Regions from separate parts of the Homo sapiens genome. Here region 1 is linked to region 2. The links are chromatin loops, found by intact Hi-C in ENCODE. Cell type or tissue: Caco-2. All regions are shown on one strand.

Region 1 (2,500 bases), 120 kb after region 2:
GCAAGATATAATTAATCTGGCAGTTAAAATTCTTTGGAAACATTCTGATGACTTATGTGGAAAAGTAGCGCAGCATTTTCAAAGAAAACTCAGAACTGTATGCCGGGGAAGATAAAAGATATATGAAGTGTTTGTTCTAAGCGATACTATTCATTTAAAGATCATAATGTAACCCCACCCTAGCAATTATTGTGAAAAACAAGACAAATCTCCATCTATAGCTTTCTGACACAGTCTTGATTTGAGAAACAAAATAAGCACATTACTGTTATAGTCTAATAGACTGCAAGCTGTTTTATTAGAGTCAGCTGAATCCTGTTTTGCATAAAAAAGAACTCTGTTTGCTATCAAGAACACATTTACATTAATATGACTTTGACAAAGTAAAATAAAATCGCATTAAGATGATGTAAGTAGATAAGACAATGAAATCTCTGTGAGAGAGTTTTGGCACACACTAATTACAGTCAAGTCCCTGCAGAAAAAGAACATATTTTTACACCAACTATCCATGTGTTTGAAAATGTAGAGAGCCCAAAATGCAATCCTTGGTTTAGGTATTTCCTGAATACATTGTATTTCTGTGCTTCTGAGATAGGGTTTTTTTTTTTTCTTTAAAGGAGGCTGCCCGATAAATAATACTTTCATTTACAATAATACAAGCAAGTTTCTTTCTGAATACTAGCCTGTAATCATCCTGATTATTTTAAGGGACTTTCCAATACAGGGCAGCTGAAAACAACGTTTTAGATTACATGGTAATTTAGGAATGCATGAAAAGCTAAGCAGTTACCATAATAGGGTTCTGGATAAACTTCATGCTTTTTAGAGCAAAACATAACAACATATGTTTTGTGATTTGTTTCAATGATTTTTCTATATTTTTTTTGTTCAGGTTCTATCAAAATATTTGGAGGCCTCATCTGCGTACAGCATTTTTATAACCTTATTTTGAAAACTTTGATGTCTCTCTTTTTAGTTCAGTCATTAAAAGAAAGGCAATGATGGATGATGATAATGCCTCGGATTTTATGACTAATCAGTTCTTGGCAGTGGCCATATTTCTTCCGTAGTGAAACTTTAATACTCCTTTGGCCTTGCATAGGCTTAACAACAACAAAAAAATTTTTTGGAACTGTGTTACACCGGCTACTTATTAAGTATTAGCAAACAGTTATTATACAAAAGTTAGCACTCTGATTTAACACCTGACAAAATGGAGCAACCAGGAAAGATGATTTCTTCTCTTTTCTGGATTCTCACAAATTTTAGGTGCCTTGCTATTGTGTTTTTTTTCCCCCATGTTTTACATACAGGAATACGGAGAAAAGCTATTCAGATGGTAGAAATATTGAGGGGGAAAAAGTCTTGTAGGGGTGAGTTGGGCTGCCATTTGCATTTTTTCTTCCTGAACCGTCTTTTTGATGACACAATTTTTATGAAAAGCCTGATTTTCTGCCCCGAGTCTTAATGTATTGTTCTTGAAGTTGCAACAACAAACACCAGGTGTCTCCACTTAGCTGAGCTACAGGTTCTGAAAAGGAAGGCCACTTTGCCAGGAAAAGTTGAAGCTACCTTCCTTTTCCCTCCCTAGTGCTCCTGGCCGTGGCCTAGACAAGGCCAGAGGGCTGGCTGTGAGTAGGGGAGTGGAGTTTATTCTTTCATGAGTGCTCAGTTTAAAGCCTATTGACTCAGATTTGTAAGGGAACCTGATTTTTGTGTGGAAGTCATGAAGACTGGCATCCGTGGAAATACTGATACCAGTGAATTAGGCAGCTGTGGCCTGTATTGCATGCCTGTTCTACTCTGGTGGGGACCTGCCATCTTGGTTGGCAAGAAGCCCTTCCTGGGTGGATGGGGGCCTTCTTCTTTTAGGATAGCCAACTCCATGGGGACCTTCTGGCTGAGAACAACCAGATCAGAGACCCACAACCTAATGTGCTGGCTTCTTCTCTACCAGGGGCTGATGTCCCAAATCCCAAGTTGCTATTTCCATGAGCATATATTCTTCAACAAATAATCAGTTAATCTCTACTGTGTGCCAGGTACTGTCCTAAGCAGTGAAAAAACTAGAAAAACCTGCTCTCATAGAGCTTGCGTTAACATATGTCCCTTCCATTTGATGCCTGGGGTAAAAATCAATTCTGGTGTTTCTTAAAATGTGTTTTGTGGCATTCCAAGGATGGTAATAAGTATTGTGCTGAGAAATGTTTTCATATTTCATTATGCTCTGGAACTGCTGGGTTAAAAAGTGTCTAGATGCAAAACTCCTTAGTAACCTCTATATGCTAATTTGCATAGTCCCTTTCTAAGAGATGTCTTATTTCTCAAATATATTTGGCTAAGGAATAATTTTTTAAAAAATAAAAACATTCTCCAAGCCAATTTTTAAAAAACAAAATATGTCATTATTATCCTAGAGAAATATTCCAAACATTTTATTCTGTTACTCAAACACTACCTTCATAATTCTTATCCTGTCAGTTGGTCATCCTCATTA
Region 2 (2,500 bases):
ATCAGCTCTGCTATGAAAACAATGTTTTATTTCCTATTGAGAGAATAGGCCAGGCATGAAGCATTGTTTTTGTAAGGCCTAACAGAATACTTTCTTTGTGAACAAAAGTTGTAGAATGAGTAGTTGGAAGATGGAGAATATCTTCCACCATAATTAGCAAGCAACCATTTTAAGGGAGGCGAAGATTAAAACGGTGTGATTGCCTAGAATAAGCAGCACTAGATGTCGTGCTACAATCATCTTCTTAATAACCTGTCATCTTAAAAAAAGATTACAAACAAGCCGATAATAATAAAAAAAAAGGTAAGGTGGAACAAGTCCAATCTGGATTTATTCCCTGCATATTTTTGTCACTACTATGACCCTGAAACACGAAGAAGATTCCCTTGAGAAAGGCATTAATATGTACCACTATTAAGATGTAAAATGTCCACACACACACACACACACACACACACCTATAACACCACCTACAATCCTCAGGCTAGCAGGATAGCTTCAAGCATGTTCACGTGATCTCTCAATGTGTTTTCTAGAATGAGTGATGAATAGATGACTACTAATTAGACCAAGAATAGTTAGCAAACTAATACCCCAAGTAGCTGCTGCTTCTACAGGGTACCAATGAAACAGCCTCTCCACTAGAGAGTGTCTTAGGAAGTGCTCTAAAAGAACTCAAATCAACCTTCAAATGCACATAGGTGTCTCAAGTAGACTAAGAACAGAGAACTCCAGAGATTTCAGGAAAGTCTGATCATAAAAGCCGCATGTTTACTTAACCTACTAGGTATAGCTTTGATGTCTGAGTGCTAACACTATAGAGTTAAGACTTTTTGGGAAGATAAGATAAACACATGAAAAAAGATACTGCATTATATTGGTAGGTATAGAGTAAGGTGATCAATAAGGTGGTAGAGACACTAAATGTGATAAGATAAGAGCTCAATAAAGCAGGGCAATTCCTCTGAGCTGGAAGGCTGAGAAGGGCTTCAGAGGCTTAAACAAGTCTTAAACGAAAGGCAGAATTCCCACAGGTAGGACTCCTAGAAAGGCTATTCCACGAGTAGAGAGGCATGAGCCACTTAAAACACACTGGAGAGTTTGGAAGGCAGGGGACTGAGTACATGTGGTTAAAGAGAAAGAAAACCAGGCAGTTAGACTAGTTAGGCTAGGGCAAAGAAGGTTTAGGAGAGGAGATAAGGTAGGGGATAGGTGTCTTAACGTTCTGTGTGCACTTTGAACCAGCGATCCCCCCCTACAAATGTATAAAGAAATAGTCATGGCTATGTGCATAACTACAAGAGTTTTATAAAGTTTGTGGGAATCAGAAAGAGCTGAAATGCCCAACGATAATTAAAGTATGAAACACCTCTGTAATGAAATATTCAGCAGCTGAAAAAAAAACCCAGTATAGGATATTTTACAATATGGGGGCATATTTATAATACCTCTGTACAAAATTAAGTATGGGAAGGTAGATTCCCAAACAGTAGATTTTATTTTTATGAGGAAAAATAATATCCATATAAATTCTCACTGATACATGCATTCATATGCATTGGTACATATACAAATACTAACAGCACTTCTGAGTGGGAGGAAAATAGGCAACATTAATTTTTCTGCTTTTTGTTTGTCAGTAGTGCCTATATTTTCTAAAACAAACATGGATAACATTGGTAGTAACAAAAAATAACAATAATGAAAGTTACTTAATGAAAAAGAGAAGAAAATGGAGCCTGGAAGTTCACTGGATACTCCTGTAACATTTGTATTTTATCCCGTAGGCATGAAGTTTGCAAAGAAACAGGGATCCTAAGCGGAATGCCAATATTTAAGGTCAGAAGTAAAAGATAATAGAAATAGTTAAAAATTCAAAAAGCAAGTGGGGCTGCCCAACGGAAGAGAGTTCTAGGCAAGGCACAGGCTCTGGGGTTTTAGGGAAGAAAGAAGCAATACCACTTCATCCAAGCACACCAAATGAAAACACACAGTGAGGCAACTAGGAAAAGCCTGAAATCATCAGCACTATTTGCTCAGCCCCTACTGTGCATGAAGCACTTCACGAAGTCTTTGAAAACCCACTATTATTCCAGTCTGTCCTAAATAAATACATTTATTAAAATAAGCTAAAAGTCCAAACCTCAGCTTTCCTCTGCAGTGACCTGCATAAACTACAGACTTAAACACATAATGTTACAGGAGAGGAGTGAATCTGACATTTAGGAAAGTTAATGTGTTGCAACAGAACTTCAGACTTAAAAGTACTCTAACAGATTAAACAAACTGTTCAAAAGAATCAGTGTCAATACCACCGAGTATTAAGAGTAAATGCACAAATCAGATACCTGCTCACAGAACCCACTGGAAAAACCACATCAATTCACATGTAGGATATATCTGCTTTGTGTTCCAAGGTGATGCTATCATGATAGCAGCTGTAATAATGGCTCACTGTCAGTAATCATACAGTGGCTAATGAGGTGAGAGGTAGAAGGCA

The links. A loop is a pair of places that touch in the nucleus more often than their neighbours do. Peaks named below come from ENCODE experiments on the same cell type or tissue, not always from the same donor. Only the 100,000 strongest peaks of a DNase experiment are listed, where the experiment ranks them.
Region 1: it touches region 2 in a loop (8-fold over the local background); 5 of 110 quality-filtered maps call a loop at or near these places.

What each region holds. Positions count from the first base shown.
Region 1 is chr10:61,834,307-61,836,806 of GRCh38, reverse strand. The region is part of intron 2 of LINC02625 (long intergenic non-protein coding RNA 2625); the gene reads left to right. Among named protein-coding and RNA genes, the nearest start is that of LINC02625, 32 kb to the left of the region's middle. In Caco-2, a CTCF peak has its summit at 1,485; a DNase peak (open chromatin) is centred at 1,536.
Region 2 is chr10:61,950,802-61,953,301 of GRCh38, reverse strand. All of the region lies in intron 3 of ARID5B (AT-rich interaction domain 5B), which reads right to left. Among named protein-coding and RNA genes, the nearest start is that of ARID5B, 50 kb to the right of the region's middle. In Caco-2, no CTCF peak of the experiment used is centred here; a DNase peak (open chromatin) is centred at 1,021.